Linked DNA regions of Homo sapiens: region 1 is linked to region 2. Evidence: chromatin loops called from intact Hi-C (ENCODE). Cell type or tissue: K562. All regions are shown on one strand. Links, peaks and the distances in the headings refer to the core of each region. The heading gives the core; the rest is flanking DNA.

Region 1 (11,220 bases), core at 1,791-9,790, 71 kb after region 2:
ACATACAGTAGGTTTTCAATTATAATTATTTTTAACATCAATTTTCATATAAAAAATTCCCCAATCTAGGAACTAGAAGTATTTATATTTCCTTTTTTAAACATAGCAGTTTAAGGAGAAATACATGCAATCAGTTTTTGTTCACATTGAAAATAAAAATAGCTATCCAATTATCATAAGGTCACAATGTCAATTCTCAATTACATACACATGGATTATTTACAGATTTCAAAGTTCACCTCCACTTAATTTCTCAGTCAGGTGTGGCTATCTTCATTTCTCTCACGAGGGTTTTTTGAGGAAGCTTTCCCTTACTGACTTAAAATCTCCCATTTTTGTTTTTCTGTCCTGGAAGCCTTTGAGTATGATTTATTAACTTCAACCACCTTGTATCCCAGAGGTTTGCCCCACTGATTTTGCTAGGGGACTATTCAATACACACTACACCTTCATTGTATTTGTTTGTCATGACAACTGTGAATGCTTTCCAGATTGGTTATAACCTATCCCCTCAAGCAAACTATGAAAAATGGTACAAAAATATGAGAATATCAACTTTTCACTTTACCCTCTTTTCACTTTACCCAATCTTTATTGACAAATATTCCAGATTATCTAACAAAATAAAGATCCTCTTTCCTAACCCCCAACAATGTAAATAATATACATTTCATACACAAAACGTGAAAGGATTTTATCACTCTATTAAACATATCAGATATTTAATATATTTAGGGAATATTTAAATGTTCACATATAAATAATAGTATTTTTTAAAAGAAAAAGCTCAAATGAAAGTTTGAAAAACACTGCCTGCCTCACAAGAAAATAATCGCAAAGACTTTATATATTTGTTTACCAAGCTACACTTAGATAAATACCAAAAATCTAACAGTATTCTAGTTATATAAAGTGTTCTAAATATTTTAAACTGTATTTATTTGGGTCTATAGAAATAAAAATTCAACGAATTTTCTGTTTAAAATAAAAAAACCTTTCTTCAGTAATGGTGATTTTCTGTGCAAACTCATTTAATAGTTTTTCCATTGTGTCAACAACCTTTCAGTCACACTGAATGGCTCATACCTATTTTTAAAACAGGTTTTACAGCATGCTAAGATAGATTTCTGAACCAGCTATCTGACAAAGCACTCAAAGATACCCAATTACACGTGGGTATAATCAACAAGGATTAACAAGTCAAATTATTTCAGGAATAATGAAGATTATTTCTAAAGCCTTTCCAACTTCTTTGATTCTATGACAGTCCAGGAATACAGGTTCATAGACTGTATTGTCATGATAGCTCAGGTTTAATGTTAAATGATCATATTAAAGTTTATTTACAGAAAAAAGCATAAAAAACCTACTGGGGACCTTTAATAGAGGATCTTAATCTTTTTTGATCAACTGATCTGATACAAGGATGGGTATTATGATGCATAATCTTTATTTATTTAGAAATAATCCAATCCTAAAACCATAGGGCTAACTGCAGGCATAACATTAGGCAGTTAACTCTAAGCTAACACTATCCTTGACATAGATTTAATTGTCACACCTTAACAAAATATCTGAAATTCTTTTTTTTTTTTTTTTGCTTTTTTTATTATACTTTAAGTTTTGGGGTACATGTGCAGAATGTGCAGGTTTGTTACATAGGTATACACGTGCAATGGTGGTTTGCTGCACCCATCAACCTGTCATCTACATTAGGTATTTCTCCTAACGCTATCCTTCCCCAAGCCCCCCACCCCGACCGGCCCTGGTGTATGATGTTTCCCTCCCTGTCTCCATGTGTTCTTACTGTTCAACTCCCACTTATGAGTGAGAACATGCAGCATTTGGTTTTCTGTTCTTGTGTTAGTTTGCTGAGAATGATGGTTTCCAGCATCATCCATGTCCCTGCAAAGGACATCCTTTTTTATGGCTGCATAGTATTCCATGTTGTACCTGTGCCACATTTTCTTTATCCAGTCTATCACTGATGGGCATTTGGGTTGGTTCCAAGTCCTTGCTATTGTGAACAGTGCCACAATAAACATATGTGTGCATGTGTCTTTATTTGCTGTATTGATTTCCACACAAAATGCCAAAGACCAGGGTGGTGGGAAAAGATGAGTACAGAAGAGATGGTATGTTAAGTCTGCCTTTACGGAATCTCAATCAAATACAGTTGAACAACATGGTGGGTAAGCTGCGCTGGTCCGCTTACATGTGGATTTTTTCAATAAAAGTTATACCAAGTGTGCCTGATACTCCTGCCTCCCCTTTCACCTCCTTTACCTCTTCTGCCTCTGCTATCCAGGAAGGGAAAACCAACCCCTCCTCTTCTTCAACCTATTCAGTGTGAAGATGACAAGGATGAAGACCTTTATCATGATCCACTTCCACTTAAAGAATAGTAAATGTATTTTCTCTTCTTCTTCCTCTTCTTTTTTTTTTTTTTTTTTTGAGATGGAGTTTTCGCTCTTGTTACCCAGGCTGGAGTGCAATGGCGTGATCTCAGCTCACCGCAACCTCTGCCTCCAGGGTTCAAGCGATTCTCCTGCCTCAACCTCCCGAGTAGCTGGGAATACAGGAATGCGCCACTACACCCGGCTAATTTGTAATTTTAGTAGAGACAGGGTTTCTCCATGTTGGTCAGGTTGGTCTCAAACTCCGGACCTCAGGTGATCCTCCCGTCTCAGCCTCCCAAAGTGCTGGTATTACAGGTGTGAGCCACTGTGCCCGGCCTATTTTCTCTTCTTTACAATTTAATAACACTTTTTCTCTAGCTTACTTTATTGTAATTATACAGTATATAAACATATAACATATAAAATATGTGTTATCTGTTTATGTTATTAGTAAGACTTCCTGTCAACAGTAGGCTATTAGTAGTTAAATTTTGGGGGATTCAAAAGTTACAGCCAAATTTTCCACAGCACAGGGGTCAGTATCCCTAACCCCAATTGTTCAAGGGTCAACAGTATAATAATGCCTATGAGTATTCTTTGTACAAATATGGTCTCCCACATTGTCAGATTTTTAACCAATCCCCATGTTACAGAAATTCTATCAAATACTACATAAATGTTACCATGTACATCTCTCATTATTCTGAAACAAATTTGTCTGTTCTGGCATGACTCTCACTAGGCTCAGAAAACAATGTATTTCCACCCCTGACACTTTGCGTGTGTTATTATTATTCCTATTCCATTCTTTTCTCCACTCATACATCCTTCTAAATCAGCTCAAATCCTACTTCCTCCAAGATGAAGCTTTCTTTTTTTTTTCTTGTTTTTTTTTTTTTTGAGACGGAGTTTTGCTCTTGTTGCCCAGGCTGGAGTGCAATGGTGTGATCTCGGCTCACTGCAACCTCCGCCTCCCAGGTTCAAGCAATTCTCCTGTCTCAGCCTCCTCAGTAGCTAGGACTACAGGCGCCCACCACCACGCCTGGCTAATTTTTGGTATTTTTAGTAGAGACAGGGTTTCACCCTGTTGGCCAGGCTGGTCTCGAACTCCTGACCTCAGGTGATCCGCCCGCCTCGGCCTCCAAAAGTGCTGGAATTACAGGCATGAGCCACCGCACCCGGCCAGCTTTCCTTTGGACTAAAAAATGCTGAAGCTTAATGTCTCTCTTCTAGCACCAACATATGCTCAAAAATCTGTAATTTAAATAGAAATGTAAAGCAGTATGTGGCCACACAGGTCACTTGGTCATATGTAAACACTCTTAAGGAAAAAATGTGGCAACATTCTTTGTCTCTAAGTACTCAGTACACTGTAATATATGGTACAGGAAGTACAGCAGATAAAAAGCAATGACTAAGCATCAAGATAATTGGGTTCTAGATCCAAGTTCTGATACTAAGAGCTGTGTGCTCTTGAATAAGTTACTGAGTTCTCTGGACCTCAGTTTTCCCCAAGTGCCATCTAGCCAGATATTCCACAACTCAATAAAGGTTAAATAACAATTGTGTGAAAAGAAAAAGAGCTCCGAGCAGTCTGAGCCATGTGAGGTAGGCAAGCACAGACACGTGAGTATAGGACTTGAGTCAAGCCCCTACACCCAAGCCTGGGGGCAACTGTTTAAAGTCATTTTCTTCCTGACTAGCTGCCTCACTCATTTATCTTCATGTTTCTGGAATTTGTGATACAAAGAACAATGTATAGCCAATCAACAGTTTATGTTATTTTAACATAAATTCTCAGTAAACAACTCAGGAACTGCTTCTTCCTTCCGTTTAAAATTTTTTTTTTTTTTTTTTTTTTTGAGACAAGGTCTCACTCAGTTGCCCGGGCTGGAGTGCAGTGGCACGATCAGGGCTCACGGCAGCTTCGACTTCCCAGCTCAAGTGATCCTTCTGCCTCAGCCCCCAAAATAGCTGTGACTATAGGCATGTACCATGATGCCTGGCTAATTTTTTTTAATTTTAGCAGACACGAGGTCTGGCTATGTTGTCCAGGCTGGAAAAATGCACTTTTAACTGCTGCTAATCAGAGGGTATATTCAGAGCAACTCAAATCTGTGCTCCCAGTTGCAATCCTCAAGCTTGATTCAAATAAACCCTCTAATTGTATTAATTTTGCTCCAGCTTCTTCCTTTCAGGTCACCAATTCCAATAATGTACAGAAGTTTCTCTGAATTCTAACACACCCAAAAACATTAATATTACTACTTAAATTAGTGTTACATATATGGAATTTAACATAGTAGAAACTGTTAAACTAAATAAAAAATATCTTATTTAATTTATTTTTAGAGATAGGGTCTCACTGTCACCCAGACTGAAGTGCAGTGGCTTGATCATAGCTCACTGTAACATCAAACTCCTGGGCTCAGGTGACTGTCCTGCCTTAGCTTCCCAAGTAGCTAGACTCAGCAACAAAAGGGCACATAACATATCCTCATGCACATCCTGCTGAGAAGTATATCACACAAAAAGTTGCATGCCACCAAACTAGGCTATTTTTTAAATCTTTTGTAGAGAGAGATGGAGTCTCATTATGCTGCCCAGGCTGGTCTTGAACTGCTGTCTTCAGCAATCTTCTTACCTCAGCCTCCCCAAGTGCTGGGATTACAGGTGTGAGCCACTGCGCTTGGCCCTAAAGAGCTTTTAATTTTTTAAAGGTAGTTTTTATAAATCTCCTCAGACTCTCATATTATTATTCCATTCCAACAACCTTGTATCATTCTCTGCTGCTTACAAAATAAAATCCACAAGTATTTAGACTCTCTACAATCTGACCTTAATTGTCCAACATTATTGCTCATCATCTTCTCATATGTCTTGTTTCAACCATCCCATACTTTCAACATTTTTCTACCTCTGTGCCAAAATTAACACTTCTCTTTCTAAAACAAGGAAGATTTTGACAAGACTTCCAAAATTCCACTTTCTCCATAAGTTTCTCCCAAATTCTTCCATTTAATATTTCTCATCCTGTTCTGTGTTCCCCTTAGAGTAGCACTCCCTTTATCCAAGGCTTTGCTTTCCACATTTCAGTTACTGCAGTAACTGCAGTACAGTAAAATATTTGGAGACAGAGACCAAATTCCATAACTTTTCATTAGAGTATACTGTTACGATTGTCCTATTTTATTATTAGTTATTATCTATCTCTTACTTGCAGCAGTCCCCAACCTTTTTTAGCACCAGGGACTGGTTTTGTGGAAGACAATTTTTCCATGGCCAGGGTAGGGGGGATGGTTTTGGGATGATTCGAGAGCATTACATTTATTGTATACTTTATTTCTATTATTATTACATTATAATATATAATGAAATAATTATACAACTCACCATAACATAGAATCAGTGGGAGCCCTGAGCTTGTTTTCCTGCAACTAGATGGTCCCATCTGGGGATGATGGAAGACAGTGACACCCAAAGTGTATTGTTTATGTCCAGTCTATTCCATAATCTCATTTTGGTTGCTGTTAACTATACTACAGAAAACCCTGCTTCACAAAGATACGATGTTAGAAATGGAAACAGACTTTTCAGTGTTTTGTGGCAATCTCAGGATAGTCCGCCTTGACTTTAATCCAGAATGTATGGAGATTTGAAGTTGTCTCAAACATACTTTTAAGGCCACCATCATTTGTGACCTTAAGCAGTTGATCCTCTTCTAGCACGGACAAAGTCGATACAGCTGGCTTATTCACAAACAGCTTGTGGATCCATTACTTCCCAGTTCGGGGGTCTTCTGTGGTTGGGAAGTAATGCTCAAACTCTTTTGAAAGCTGAGATAGGTGATCATGCACCAGCTGGGAGAAAGAAGGTCCTGGCTGAGTCTCTTTAAAAATCTCTGTTAATGTTTGAAGCATGTCAAAAAAAATCCCTCAATGTTCACTCAATTCCAGTTTGGCTTTGAATGCAGCCACTTTATCTACTGACTCGAACACATTTGTCATTCTCCCCTGAAGTGACAAGCTGAGTTCTTTGAGCAGGTTGAATATGTCACACAAGTAAGCAAGTTTTGTGACCCATTCTGCATCACTGAAATGTGCTACCAGTGATAACTATTTTTCTAAAAAAAAAAAAAAAATCTCTGGAGAGACCTTGTAACTCAAAACCTCTGGCCAGTGATCTACCTTAGAAAGCCATCTTACTTCTGCATATAAGAGAAGCTGTGTGTGCTCTGCATCCATTTCCTCACAGAGCTGCACAGACAGACATAAACTAAGGGCACGTACTTTAATGTGGATAATTTTAATCACATCCTGCAAAATGTTGGTTAAGTTTCGGTGACATTTTGTGCCTAGCCAGCATTTCTCTACGGATGACACAGTGCGTAGACTCGCATTCAGAAGCAACCTCTTTGACCCAAGTAGTGAAACCAGAAAGCTGTCCAGTCATGGCAGCCGTGCTCTGTTCATGCATATACCAACACAAAATTACCAAATCAGTTCTACAGCTGTGGTATTGGTTGGCAACAAAAGGGCACATAACATACCCTCATGCACGTCCTCCTGAGAAGTGTATCACACAAAAACAAGCATTACTGCCTTGTTGTCAACGTCAGTAGACTTGTCAACCTGGATTACACACCATGGTGACTCATTAATCCTAACAATTGTGCCTCAATATCCTCTATTTCATCAAATAATCTAGTTATGGTACTAGCTGAAAAAAGAACATGTGCCACCTTCTGAACTGCAGCCTCTCCTAAAAGTTCGTAACAAATGTCCTTAACAGCAAGCAGGCAGGATCAACTCTTCACCAATAGTAAACGGCTTCTTAGCTTTAGCAATGCTTTAGCCGCTAAGAATAATACTCTCAGTGCAGACACACTTGATGAAGTGGTGGCCTTCCATAATTGCTTCTGTTCTTCATGTTCACGTTTTTTTCTTTTGAAAAACTCCAAAGCCTTGTCTTTCAATGCAGGATAAGTGGTCTCCACGTGACAAAGCACTTTTGAAGGTTTCATGGCTTGTTGGATAGCCAGTCACCACATACACAAAGCAGGCCTAGAGAATGTGAATCACCTGTTGCAATGAACCCATAATTTAAGTGGGACTCTTGGTGTTTTCTTTTAAATGCAGCTTTCTTTTTGTTGGCAGTCTTAAGAGTCTTCTGCTGTCTCATCATTGGGTCTTCCCCCTTTACAAAGAAGCTCTCTAGTAATGTTTTGTTATTTACTCATTTTGGCTAAGGTTAGCTTGTGGGCTTAACCAAATCTGTGACTGAGGTAAGTGCCCAGTGTGACAAAGAAATGTGGACGGATAAGGTAAGTAAAATAATGGGCGGGTCATGCATGGACTAAAATTAAGTGTTGGATTCTGACTTAAAGCCTGTCACCAGATGCAGCTGTACAAATGAAGCACTCAACTCACTGACAGGGTTTTGATATGGGTCTGCAAGCAATTTATTTATTATGATCTCTGTGCAGTCAAACCTCTCTGCTAACGTTAATCTGTATTCGCAGCTGCTCCCCAGCGCAAGCATCACTGCCTCAACTCCACCTCAGACAATCAGGCATTAGACTCTCATAAGAAGCATGCAACCGAGATCTCTCACATACACAGCTGAGAATAGGGTTCGCACTCTTATGAGAATCTAATGCCGCTGCTGATCTGACAGGAGGCAGAGCTCAGATGGTAATGGAAGTGATGGGAGGCAGCTGTAAATACAGATGAAGCTTCGCTCACTTGCCCACTGGCTCACCTCCCGTAGTGCAGCCCACGGTTCCTACCAGGCCGCAGACCAACTGGTTGGGGACCCTGTCTTACTGTACCTAATTTATAATATAAACTTTATCATAAGTATGTATATACAGGAAAAAAACACAGCAAATATAGGTTTGGTACTATCTGTGGCTTCAGGTTTCCATTGGGGATCTTGGAATATAACCCTCACAGATAAGGGGGACTGCTGTGTACTTACTATATTGTTTTATATAGACTTTAGTGTACTTATCTGTATGTGCCCCCACCTCCCACCCACACGTTCTTTGAGAGCAGTCCAATGTCTTTATTATCTCTGAATTTTCCTAAAACTTTTCGCCTATATTAAACACAAATGTTTACACACCATATTAAAAAGTTGCCAAAGTACCACCACAGATGAATTTGAGGGCTAGAATTGAAAACTCTACCTGTCCAACTCCTGTACTCCCCCAACATGCACATAAACAAACATACTTTTTCATAACATTAAAGGGTACAAAGATATCATGAAGTATAATAAACATGGTTCATTTATTTACTGACATGTCACTCAGTCACCAATACATTAAGATTTAAAAGGTTTTACATATTGCAGATCTAAAAGGTCTAATGAAAATAAGTTAAAGTCTAGTCTAACACCATTCCTAAATGCTAAAGTTAAATATAACTCAGTTGCCTTCACCACAACCAAAACAAGAAATTTTTAGACCTTGAAAACTGGGAACAAAGTTGCTCTGCCCTTAAAGGGTAATAAATGTTAAGGTTCAAATCACATCTTTCATAATGATACAAAAGCTAAACAAAAAGAATGAAATCTTCTACTAGTTTCAGGGTTCCTACTTTGTAATCATGTGATCTATAAATTATTACAACTTATAAGAACAATTTTAATTCTTCATCTGGAAGGAGGATAATATTTCATGGAAATATTTGAAAGAATAAACACCACACGTTTTATGGTCAAAGTTGTAATTTTAAACAAAATGCAAAATAAGGTCTAATAAACAGCTATACATTTTCTATTATACCAGTCATAAAAAGAATATTTGTAATTTTTATTTTCCTTAATGGAACCAATGCATAGTCTGTGTACTTTGGGCTAGAAGATGATACATAATCTAAGAAGAAAAAACTACAGGCAAGTAACATCTCTCTATACCCGTACTAAATAAAAGTGTTTTGTGCTGTTACAAAATCTAAGTGAATCCCTATAGCTATAATCTCTTTGTTAGGAGACAGGGTCTCACTCTGCCACCTAGGCTGGAGTTCAATGGTGAAATCATATTTCACTGTAGCCTCAAACTCCTGGGCTCAAGTGTTCCTCCACCTCAGCCTCTCGAGTAGCTGGGACTACAGGTGGACACCATCGCACCTGGCTAATATTTTTTATTTTTTAACTTCTTGTGGGGCCGGGTCTCACTTTGTTGTCCAGGCTGGTCTCAAACTCCTGACTTCAAGCAATCTTCCTGCCTTGGCATCCCAAAGTACTAGGATTATAGGTGTGAGTCACCACGACCAGCCTAGAGTTATAATTTTATTTTTTTTGAGATGGAGTCTCGCCCTGTCACCCAGGCCGGTGTGCAGTGGTGCAATCTCGGCTCACTGAAACTGCCGCCTCCTGGGTTCAAGCAATTCTTGTGCCTCAGCCTCCCGAGTAGCTGGGATTACAGGTGCGCACCACCACGCCCAGCTAATTTTTGTATTTTTAGCAGATAGTACCAAACATATATGTTGCTATCTTTTTCCTATATAAATTTTGTATTTTGAATTTTTAGGGTTTCACCATGTTGGCCAAGCTGGTCTTGAACTCTTGACCTCAAGTGATCTGCCTGCCTCAGCCTCCCAAAGTGCTGGAATTACAGATGTAAGCCACTGCGCCCAGCCTAGAGTTATAATCTTGATACTAACCACAAAGCCCTCTGCAGAATTTCCTGATGGGCACAATCAACCCACCTGATATGTCTTTTAAAGCAACTTTTTAAATTTCAGGGTTCCTTAACTTCAATATTACTATTACCAACCAAAGTACCACCACAGATGAATTAATTTACTCTACCATTCCTTGAGCATTCTTTGGGTTTTTTGTTTTGTTAAGTACTTAAAGGTCCTTTAAATAGCTAATTATAATGTATTGGCTTTTTGTTTTATTTGACTGCTGTGCTGCTTAGAAAAATCAGTAATGAAATATGATCCATTTAAATGGTTTAACTTCCTCATTTACTCACAGGAAAGTTTTACCACCAACCTATCAGGCTCAATTCAAACATGGACATGTTATTACTGGTCTTCAGCAGAAACGTTCTAAATTAGTGTTCCAAGTACTCTTTATCAAAATAGTAATGGACTAAATGATATCTAAATGGCTTAAAGAGTTAACTAAACGGCTTAAAGAGTTAACAGACCTTAAAAATGACTTAATTTAGAGATTAAAATTTGCTAACAATACCTCATCATCAAAAATACTATTGAGGCTGGGCTCCGTGGCTCGCACCTGTAATCCCAGCACTTTGGGAGGCTAAGTCAGGTGGATCACTTAAGGTCAGGAGTTTGAGATCAGCCTGACCAACATGGTGAAACTCAGTTTCTACTAAAAACTAATACAAAAATTAGCCAGGCATGGTGGCTGGCACCTGTAATCCCAGCTACTTGGGATCCTGAGGCAGGAGAATCGCTTGAACCTGGGAGGAGCAGACAGTGAGCTGCGGTCACACCAGTGCACTCTGGCTTGGGTGAAACAGCGAAACTCCATCTCAAAAAAAAAGGCTGCACGCAGTGGCTCACACCTGTAATCCCAGCACTCTGGGAGTCCAAGGCAGGTAGATCATGAAGTCAGGAGTTCAAGACCAGCCTGGCCAAGATGGTGAAACCCCATCTCTACTAAAAATACAAAAACTAGCCGGGCGTGGTGGCAGGTGCCTGTAATCCCAGCTACTCAGGAGGATGAAGCAAATAACTGCCTGAACCCGGGAGGCAGAGGTCACGATGAGCCGAGACTGCACCACCACACTCTAGCCTGGGTGACAGAGTGAGACTCCGTCTCAAAAAGAATAAATAAATAA
Region 2 (11,220 bases), core at 2,236-10,235:
CCAGGAATTCAAGACTAGCCTGGACAATAAAGTGAGACCCCATCTCTACAAAAAATAAAAAATAAAAAAACTAGTCAGGTGGGGTGGCATACACCTGTATTCCCAGCTACTCAGGAGGATGAGGTGAGAGGATCACTTGAGCCCAGGAGGTCCAGGCCACAGTGAGCTGGACTCCAGCCTGGGTGACGGAGACAGTGAGACCCTGTCTCAAAAAAAATACAAAAAAAAAAACAAAACAAAACCAAATAGCATTTAGTAAATACAGTTTAGCTGAAATTTTTTCTAGGTTTTTGTTTTTGCCAAAGCATCTTCTATTAGAAATACAAGATTTTTATAAGTAGTAGGAATTATTAACAATCTAGCTAACATATATTGTCTACATTGATATTAGGTGACTATAAATGAGCTTCAAGGAAAAAAAAAAAAAAGAAACAAAAACACAGGCATGTGGTCTTAAAATGGCCTTGAAGCAAATATGGAAACTAAATCATCTGGTAATTGATTCTGAAGCTCAGTGTTTTTTTGAAACAGCAACCTTACAAGATAAGATTTTAGTCTATGAAGGTAAGAGGAGTCAAGAACAATCGTAGATTCAAATTACATAAATGTACAAAAAGATTACTTTTTAAAAAACAGTACCTTCTTCTTTTACCCCCTGTACTTAGAGGAGGTTTGGGTGTTCTTGTGGAAACAATCTGGCAATGCACAGTTCCCAGGAGCAGCATCAGCCATATCGGCCCAATCACCTCTGTCAGAGGTATGCTGTGTGGGCTAGAAGTGGAGCAGAATAATACTATTGCAGCAACTATAAAAAGGGAAAGAAAATATGCTTAATTATAGATCTGATAGTCACCTCTTCAAAACTTTTAAAATTGTTTTTACATTATTTTTTGCCAAAATATTTTTCTAAATTTAAATGAGTTTAAAATATTACTATAGAGACAAGCTCTCTCAGACTGTTTTATTGTCTGCCGCAGCCTAACCATGGTATTTAGTAATAAACTCTCGGAACAAGACAACACCCAACATAGTCTCTAAACTACACCTCAACGCTGCAACGTAAATTAGATGCATATGAATCAAAGGACATTTCTAAGTAACATCACAGACAATCAAAGAACTACCCTAACCTCAAGTACATTATTTCTTTGTTTTACAAATAAAGAAATCTTATGATAAGTGTATCATACAGATACAAAGAGCTTCTTATTAATAGAGGTCTATCTCCTTAGAATTAATAACAAATTTACTTAGGCATAGTTTCCAGAGAAACCACTAAACATCCATCAATGCTAACTATTACTACATGAAGGGAAATCTTGTTTTGCCTACACAGCATCCCTTAGACTTTCTGGACATAAACTCTCTTTACCTTCGTCTCCCTCCTTTATCCATCAATCATACATTCTTATTTCTCCCACCTCAGGGATAGACATGTAACCTAGGCTTGTCACAGTCTTAGTAAGTCTGAATACAAAAGCTTATAAAAAGATGGGCAAGTGACCTAAGCAGGGCCAATCAGTCTTTTTCAGGGACTAATATAGGTGCTTCAAGACCTTTCTCCTAGATCACAAACACTAAAGACTATGAAAAAATGAAATTGCTAGGGGCCACCTTAGCCACCACCTAGAAAGAGCCAACCTAAGAATGTGACCAGCAAGACCAAAGTCTACAGCAAAAAGAAGTGAAGATATTATCCGAGCCTCTCAATCCAGCCATGCCTGAATCCAGGGCCAAGGAGTACCTAAAATAAAATGTAAATATTATAAGATTTTTGGTCATTTTGTTAAGTGTTATCACTGTAATGTGGTTATATGTGCTTATTTTGAAGAGACATATATTGATGTATTCAGGGGTAAAATGTCTCAATGTATATAATTTACTTAACAAAACAGATTAAGTAAACATCCCAAAACGTTAATCATTGTTAAAGAGATGGGTATTTAGGTGTTTAGGGTGACCATGTAATTTACCATCTAAACCAAGACACTTTTGAGAGTGAAAGGCACCAGGACAACATGAGTAAACTTGGGTTGGACAATCCCAGGCAAACTGGGACATATGGCCACCCCAGCTGTTGTACTATTCTATCTAGTTTCCTGGGTTTTTTTTGTTTAGCTTTTATGATAAACAGTAAAATTAACGACCAAAAAAACCAACTTCTTGTAAAAGCTAGTTTGCATTTAGTTTCTGCCACCTGCAACTCAAAGAATCCTGGTCCAATATACCAAACGCTTAAAACATCACTTAATCTGCTAATACACTTTAATATACTTAAAGAGTATCATGAAAACAAATTTCAGCTGTATGTAACTGTAAGTAATAAGAAAAAAAAATTTAAAATGCCAATCATCGTTATGAATTACCCTGGAATTTAACCCAAATTCTCTAGTTATTCCATAACAGTCTGGAATTTTGAAAAGCAGAGAGTCTTTTTTGTTTTTAATATGAATTCTAATGTGACTTTTATCAAGTTCTTTAATGTTTTTGAGCCTTGGTTTAATCTTCTGTGTATCTACATAGTACACAGCATACATACAGTACATAGGCACTATAATAGGTTTTAGGTGAGGTAGTGCATGTAAAACATTTTGAAAAGCTGCTTATACACCGTAAATGTATACTTAACATTGGTGAATAGTAGCTTTTTTTTTTTTTTTTTTAGCTACCATTAACTCTTAATTTTTCTTGAGACGGAGTCTCGCTCTGCTGCCCAGGCTGGAGTGCAGTGGTGCGATCTCGGCTCACTGCAAGCTCCGCCTCCCAGGTTCACGCCATTCTCCTGCCTCAGGCTCCCGAGTGGCTGGGACTACAGGTGCCCGCCACCACGCTTGGCTAATTTTTTGTATTTTTAGTAGAGATGGGGTTTCACCGTGCCATTAACTCTAATTTTAAAAGGGGCAAGTACAAATGCTTACTTAAGAAGTTCAGAGTTTCAGACACAAAGGAGAACATCTTTTAAAACTTTAGGTTTTATATAACCTGTTGCTGGTTATTTATCTGAACTCTTTCAGCCCTGTGATCACCATTCTCTGTAATCCTAGGGCTGGGAGCATACAAATTATATTTTCTGTATATCTTAACAGGAAGTTATTACATACTGTGAAATTCTGACGACAAGGCATTAGAAAAAGGAGGAGGAGCCACTTTCTTCCTCTCTTTTTCCTTCTTTCTTCTGACTGTATCTTTCTAAAAGTGATCATGTCCCTCCCATGGTCTCAGTTCCTGAGACAGTAGCTTTTCCTCCGTAACTCTGGTATCACTTCCCCTTTTTGTTTTCCTCTCAAGTTAAGGTTTAGAAGATATATGGAGAGCCGGGCGTGGTAGCTCCTGCCTGTAATCTCAGCACTTTGGAAGGCTGAGGCCGGCAGAACACGAGGTCAGGAGTTTGAGACCAGCCTGGCCAATATGGAGAAACCCCATCTCTGCTAAAAATACAAAAATTAGCTGGGCTTAGTGGCACACGCCTGTAGTCCCAGCTACTCGGGAGGCTGAGGCAGAAGAACTGCTTGAACCTGGGAGGTGGAGGTTGCAGTGAACCGAGATCATGCTGAGATCATGCACTCCAGCCTGGGCAACAGAGCGAGACTCCGTCTCAAAAAAAAAGAAGATATATAGAGAAAACATTCACTTATTTTATATAATGCTGAGTTATACTTTTTGAGCATTTAATGAAGTCCTACGAACTAGACAGTGCTGCTAGAGATTTCTGCTGGAGATCAACTAAGACAGAATGTTGTTGGGCACAAATATTTCAAAGGCAGGACTTCACGTACTGGGCAAGGGGAACTCTAGGAGTAGGCTGGATGCAATGGCTCACACCTGTAATCCCAGCACTCTGACAGGCTGAGGCGGGTGGACTGCTTTAGCCCAGGAGTTTGACACCAGCCTGGGCAACAAGGCGAAACCCTGCCTCTACAAAAAAATTTCAAAAATTAGCTGGGAATGGCAGTGCATGCCTGTAGTTCCAGCTATGGAGGTAGAGGTAGGAGGAATGATTGAGCCTTGGAGGTTGAGGCTGCAGCGAGCCATGACTGCACCACCGCACTCCAGCCTGAGCAACAGAGAGAAACTGTGGTGGCTGACAACTGTAATCCCAGCACTTTAAGAGGGTGAAGTGGGAGGATTACTTGAGGTCAAGAGTTCAAGACCAGCCTGGGCAACATATTAAGACCCCATCTCTACAAAAATAAAAATAAAAATAATTAGCTGGGCATGGTGGCGTGCTCCTATAGTCCTAGCTAGTTGGGAGGCTGAGGCTGGAGGATTGTTTGTGCCCGGGAGTTCAAGGCTGCAGTGAACTATGATCGCACCACTGCACTCCAGCCTGAGCAACAAAGCAAAACCCTATGTCTAAAAAACAGAATAGAATAGAATGGAATATTATCTTCCATTTTTAGGACTGTTAATCTTTAAGATTCAGTGGCAATTAGGCAATGCAGAAAAAAAGACAAGACACAGTCTCCGCTCCCTATCCCTTGGTTTAGACCAGGGGTATCCAATCTTTTGGCTTCCCTGGGCCTCACTGCAAGAAGAAATGTCTGGGGCCACACATAAAATACACTAACACTAACGATAGCTGATAAGCTTTAAAAAAATTAAAAAAAATCTCATAAGGTTTTAAGAAAGTTTATGAACCTGGGTTGGGCCACATTCAAAGCCATCCTGGGCTGCATGTGGCCTATGGGCCATGGGTTGGACAAGCTTGGTTTACAGGAAAGAAGAGACATATAAAGAAACAATGAAAATACCTGTTATGAACTAAACTGTGCTCCTTTCATCCTCCCCACACAAATGCATATGCTGAATGAAGCCCTAACCCACAATGTGACTACGTTTGGAGACAGGGCCTATAAGGAGGTAGTAAAGGTTAAACAGATTCGTAAGTGTAAGGCCTTAAACTGATACGACTCTTGTCTTTATATGAAGAGGCAGAGATACCAGAGTACTCTCTCTCTCCACTCACACACACAAGAAAGGCCCTGTGAAGACACAGCAAGAAGGTGGACATCTACAAGTCAGAGAAGCCTCATCAGACACCAACTCTGACATTGCCTCACTCTTGCACTTCCACCCCTCAGAATGGTGAAAAAATAAATTTTGTTGTATAAGCCACCCAATCTGTGGTATTTTGTTATGGTAGCCCAAGGTGACTAATATAACACTTATGATTAACTGCTATAATATACATAAGAAAGATATGTAACTACATTGGGGAGTTACGAAAGGATTCTTCAAGAAAGTGATGTCTGATGTCTAATCTAAATTTGAGAGAACATAGAGGATTGACTAAACAAAAGGGAAAAGGGCTACCCCACGCAAAGGGAGTTGCATGTCCAAAGACACATAGGCAAAAAAGCATGGAATGTTTAAGAAACAGCAAAGAGCTAGTTTAGCCTGGTTAAGGTGGGATAGAAATTCAAGGAGGGATTTGAAAACTCAGATTGCATCTTGAAAGCAATGATAACTAGTGAAGAAATTTAGATCTTAAGCAGCTGGTTTGAATTTGTCATTTAATAGGTAAATGGACAGAAAGTAGAAGATGATATGAGGTTTCCTGGCAGTAATCTTGGCAAGAAACTAGGCAACCAAGACATGCAGAAATGGGGATAGAGCTGAGAATACATAGCTGAGATACTTAAAAAGCATGTAATTGAAATAAAAAAAACTATACATAGTTATATAAAACCAAATCTGACTGCATTTGATTCTTTCTGCCTTTCAAGAAGTGCGAACAAGAATGAGGACATAACTCAGAGCACTGCAGCACCCTGCTTTTCCACAGGGTGCTGCAATGGAGACAGACATACAGTGGTTTTCAAAGGTAATGGCAGCCTGCCGAGGGTCATCAGAGTCACATCATGACTTTGGCACTAGCTGTGTGACTTTAAGAAGGTTAAGTCATTTCTCTAACTAAGCTTTACTAGGAGAATGTTTAGTGTTCATCATAAGGGCCTTATGATTAAACTTGGATTCTGAACTTAAAAATATCTCATTTAATGCCCAATCTAACCCGTGTTCCCTATTTAACTTAGAGGAACCAGTAAGTAAATTTCAGACACAATATAATTATACAATGTCAGTGAACTTTTAGTTACATTGGAAACTTGTTTGTCGTGGAATACTAGAAAGCAGCAATATCTTAAAAAGCACAATGCACTGTGATGTACAATCAATGGTACTGAATTACTCTAATAAACTATTGCAATTTCTGACCACATTCAAATAAAGTTTTCTCATCTAGGTAAGCCAGAAAACCTTTGAAGATAACTATACTTAAATTAAGCTCTCTTAAGTCCTTTTGAGAAGAAAACAAGAAAATGATAAAAATTATGATCACTATAACTAGAAAATACTGATAAGCAAATATGATCACTTCAGCAGTAATTATAATAGCAAAAAATAGCAATCAGCTTAACTGCCCAATATTGAAGTAGGACAAGATATTTTCTAGTAACTTAGAAGTTATATTTACAAAGACTTTGATATTATGACATTAGGTAAAAAAAAATGTAGCTGTTCATATAAAATAATCTCAACTATTTAAAAAGTATTATAAATTTAAAGGCAAGATGATGGGTAGTTCTTTTTTTCTTTAGCTTTTTCTACATTTTCCAAATTTCCTGCCATGAAAATATTATTATATCTTTAATCAGAAAACACATACACACATTCTAATAACAACAAACCACAAAATTATCATAGTCCACACCCTTTTATGTATATAAGATGTAACCTGGCTTAGAAGAAACAACTTTATCTAAATAACAGTCTGCAGTTTTTATTATATTTTCATTTATTTAAAAAGTATCTCTTAGAATCTGTTGATAAAACAAATTTAAATAATCATTCAGGATTGTAATCATGGTTTTTTTTTTTAATCACATATTAAAAAGACTGAAAGGACATGAACCAAATGAAAATAACGGCTTTGTTCACGTGATGGAATATGAATAGTTTCTTCTTTAGTTTCTAAATGCTCTACAATGTTATACATGTTGTGTTATATACTGCTGCTAAGACTATGCACTAGAATGTTGTTTTAGGAGGCACCATAAGAGCGGTTAAGTGTGTGGTTCTGGGATCAGAATGCTTAGAATTGAATCTGGGCTCTACCATACTTGATGACTATGTGGCGTTGGGCACTCAGGTCTTTCAGGTCCCACGTCTATAAGCGAAGCATAGTAACAGTCCCTGTACTTCATCAGGTTGATGTGAGAATGAAATGAGAATCTAGAAAGCACCTAGCAGAGTGCACGGTATACAGAATTTTGATAAAGTATAAGGACAGCTCACATCACGGTGGTAAAAGGCACAGAAAAAAGAAACTATACCTATGGCAGGAATAATAAACTTGTATAGGTTGTATTTTTAAAAGACTGGTATGTATGTATGTGTGGAAGATGCATTTTGATGAGGTTTTTTTTCTAATTTTAAAAAATCTTCTCGATTTCTATTTTTCTTTAGCCATCTATAGATTCAAATATTCATAAAATTATACTGAAAAATAACTGCTTTGTTTTCTCAAATATTTTTAATACCAAATCAATTATGTGCCTTTATTAACATACTTATACATCATACTCAGTAGTAGTTAGCATATGTTTAAAACAAAGACTTATTAAACCTAACAATGTAACATTCTGAAAAGTAAAAGCAAAAATCACTTAATTATACCTTGAAGAAGATAAAGGACAAGAAGCCAGAAAAAGATGACCTTTGATGTTACTTGTAACCACCACCGGAAGAAAAAGGGGAAAAATACAACTCGAACAATTCCCTTTCTGGTCAGAGAAGTCCAAGGACTTTCAGGCTTTGCCTTTGCAAATGCAGACCCTGAAAAAAGTAAAATAGGACAACAGAGTATATTTATATATTATTCTTTAATTTCTTTAAAGAAAAAAATTTCAATGTTTGAAAAACATCACCACATAATTTTATTCTGTATTATACTATGAGTGAGAAATGTCCAATTTATAGATACTTTAAATATTTTGAAAAAAACATTTTTTGAAATAACAGAATTTCTCCCACATATTTTATAAATATAGAACAATATTCAAATGTCAGTTCTAGTTAGGAATTACAAATCACCACTTTAATTGTTTTTTGGTTTTGTTTGTTTGTTTGTTTGTTTGTTGAGATAGGATCTCACTCTGCTGCCCAGGGTGGTGTCAAACTCCTGGGTTCAAGAGATCCTTCTGCCTTCAGCTTCCCAAAGTGCTGGGATTATAGGTGTGAGCCATTGTACCTGGTCCCATTCTCTCTTTTTAATACTATTCTTGTCTTCATCAAGGTTCACAATGTTTTTATTTCTAAAAAGATAGACAGACAGATAGATATCTGATATAGTTTGGAATATCAGTCCCCATTCAAATCTGATATTGAATTGTAATCTCCAATGCTGGAGGCAGGGCCTCATGGGAGGTATACGGGCCATAAGGGTGAAGCCCTCATGGCTTGAGGCTGTCCTTGAGATAGTGAGTGAGTTCTCAGGAGATCTGGTGATTTAAAAGTGTGTGGCACCTCCCCACTACCACTCTCTGGCTCCTGCTCTGGCCATGTGATGTGCCTGGTCCCGCTTGCCTTCTGCCATGGGTAAAGCTTCCTACCCCAGAAGCAGGTGCTGGTGCTGTGATTTCTGTACAGCCTGCAGAACCATGAACCAATTAAGCCTCTTTTCTTATAAATTACCCAATCTCAAGTATTTCTTTATAGCAATGCAAAACAGCCTAATACAATATTTAAACCTATTTTGAATTCTGTTTCTTCCAGAACAATGTCTACTTGTATTAAGCATTTATTTATCAGACTCACCTCTTACAAGATCAACATCTATGAGGTCTGGTTTCACATGTGCTGTTTTCTTTGGTTTATTCCTTAGCCCCTATAATATATCAAAAGAAGCATTGGAATTGTATATATACTTAAATCTAGAACAGGAGAAAATCAATTTCTAAAGCTTTCAATTTAAAATAAAATTGTTAATAGTACCAACAAAATGTAACACATTATGCATTTGTTACAAACAGAACACAATTACAGTATTGTAATAAATTTTATTATTGTTCAAAAAGATATATTTAGAGATGTGTGTAACATGCCAGGCCGGTTTATTACCAACAGTAAAATTCTACTACAAATACTATTACTACCAAGCAAATTTAGGTGTACAGCTTTAGGTGTAGAGGGAACTATATTGGCCCCATATTGGCATTTGGAGAGCGTTGAGGCTAGCTAGGGGAGCAGCAGCCCTGAAGGAACCTCAAGGTGTGGTGCTGGAGGCATTATTTCAGAAAGCAGTAAATCACACAGCTGAGGACCAGAAAGGATGCAGACTTCTCAGCAGACGCCAATCAGCTGAGACCCAGGGAGGACAATGCACTACTCAAGGATGATGGTTGCCATTATGTTCACATGTCAACCCCTCATCAGACCATAAATGCCACCTCATCACCTCAAAACTTAGACACCATAACCAGGAAGGGGAGGAGGGAGAGGCAGTTGTCATAAACTGAATTCATTTAAACTTGAAATTATTGAACACTGAGTAAAATTAAGTTTCTGCTATCAGTATACAGAGTGGAGTGGGGGGTGTAGATCAAAACTAGTGAAAAAAAAACCTATAACAAAGTAAATTATTACTTAAGACTAGAATGTTAAGAATTGGAAGAGCTAACAAAAATAAAAATAAAAAAGAGAAAACAAACAAAAAGAACTGCAAGAGCTTAAGCTAAACTCTTCAGGAGCCAATTACTGCGAGATGACACAAGTGTTTAGATGATTTGGTTTTTATTCATTCAATTAAGCAAGTAACTGTGCAGTAAATCCTGTCTTTGGTCCTAATCCAAGTAACAATGACACCCCCCATCAAAGTAAAAATCTGATTAAGTATTCTGTTTGAATCTAAAACAAAGAAGAGAACCATATTTGAGGTCAGAATTAACTGAGGTGTCTAAACCAAAAATGCGCCCTGAAACCAATATGCAATTAATCTTTGAATCCCTTCAAATAGTTCTGGCTGAAGTTGCAAACCACCCAGAGATGCAAAAACAAAAATGAAGGAGACAGGGTAAAAGTTAAAGAAATAGCAATGATAATTTTATATATAGTCGATCCTCATATTCTCAGATTCCATAATTGCAAACACACCTACTTGGTAAAATTTCTTTGTACCCCCAAATCAACGTTCACGGTGCTTTTGCCCTAATTTGCAGACACGCATGGAGTGAAAAAAAAAAAATTGAGTCACCCAACGTGCATGTTCTCAGCTGAGGTCGAACAAGGTGATGCTTTAACCTTCCTGTTTCAGCTCTGATTACTGTAAACAGTGTCCTTTATTTGTTATGTTTTTCACATTTTTGTGCTTTTTGTTGGCAATCCTGTTGTTCAAGATGGCCCTCAAGTATAGTGCTTAAAACAGTGTCTCGTGTTCCTAAGTGCAAGAATGCTGTGATGTGTCTTACAGAGAAAATGTGTTAGATAACCTCTGTTCACCCAGGCACAGTGGCTCACGCCTTTAATCCCAGCACTTTGCGGGGGCCAAGGTGGGCGGATCACTTGAGGCCAGGAGTTTGAGAACAGCCTGGCCAACATGGTGAAACCCCGTCTCTACTAAAAATACAAAAAATTAGCTGGGCATGGTGGCACTCGCCTGTAATCCCAGCAACTTGGGGAGGCTGAAGCAAGGAGAACTGTTTGAACCCAGGGGTTGGAGGTTGCCATAAACCAAGGTCACACCATTGCACTCCAGCCTGGCGACAAAGTAAGACTCTGTCCCAAACAATATAAAATAAAATAAATAAATAAATAAATAAAGATAACCTCTGTTCAGATATGATTTACAGTGCTGTTGGCCATGAATTGTTAATGAATCAAAAATATATATTAAATAAGGTGTCTTTAAACAGAAACACACATAAAACAAGGTACTTCCCCAGGCAGCAATGGTTCAGTATGCACTAATTCAGTGTTCATGGGTGACTTTATAGAACATAGCTACCCCAAATAATGAGTATGGGCTGTATCTGTACATTATTTCTGATTTTAATGTCACTATAAAGCGGCTGATGGATTAGAAATCATTCCCAAGATTTTGCAAATTGGAGAAGCAACTGTAATAATACATATATTTAAACAAAACTTCATTAATAAAGCACTATTTGGATTTAGTATTGTTTATTACAGTAAGATTTTACCTTTATTACTGTAAAAATATTT

What was found. A loop is a pair of places that touch in the nucleus more often than their neighbours do. Peaks named below come from ENCODE experiments on the same cell type or tissue, not always from the same donor. Only the 100,000 strongest peaks of a DNase experiment are listed, where the experiment ranks them.
Region 1: it touches region 2 in a loop (1.9-fold over the local background); 3 of 110 quality-filtered maps call a loop at or near these places.

The regions. Positions count from the first base shown.
Region 1 is chr7:77,827,354-77,838,573 of GRCh38, reverse strand. All of the region lies in intron 1 of PHTF2 (putative homeodomain transcription factor 2), which reads right to left. Among named protein-coding and RNA genes, the nearest start is that of PHTF2, 34 kb to the right of the region's middle. RefSeq lists an enhancer at 3,157-3,657 and a silencer at 7,621-7,680. In K562, for the core only: no CTCF peak of the experiment used is centred there; DNase peaks (open chromatin) are centred at 3,803, 6,483 and 8,351.
Region 2 is chr7:77,898,378-77,909,597 of GRCh38, reverse strand. It overlaps PHTF2 (putative homeodomain transcription factor 2), which reads right to left. Exons shown (of 19, transcript NM_001395272.1): 5 at 8,818-8,887; 6 at 7,678-7,836; 7 at 640-805. Among named protein-coding and RNA genes, the nearest start is that of DDX3ILA1, 86 kb to the left of the region's middle. In K562, for the core only: a CTCF peak has its summit at 5,784; DNase peaks (open chromatin) are centred at 3,227 and 5,797.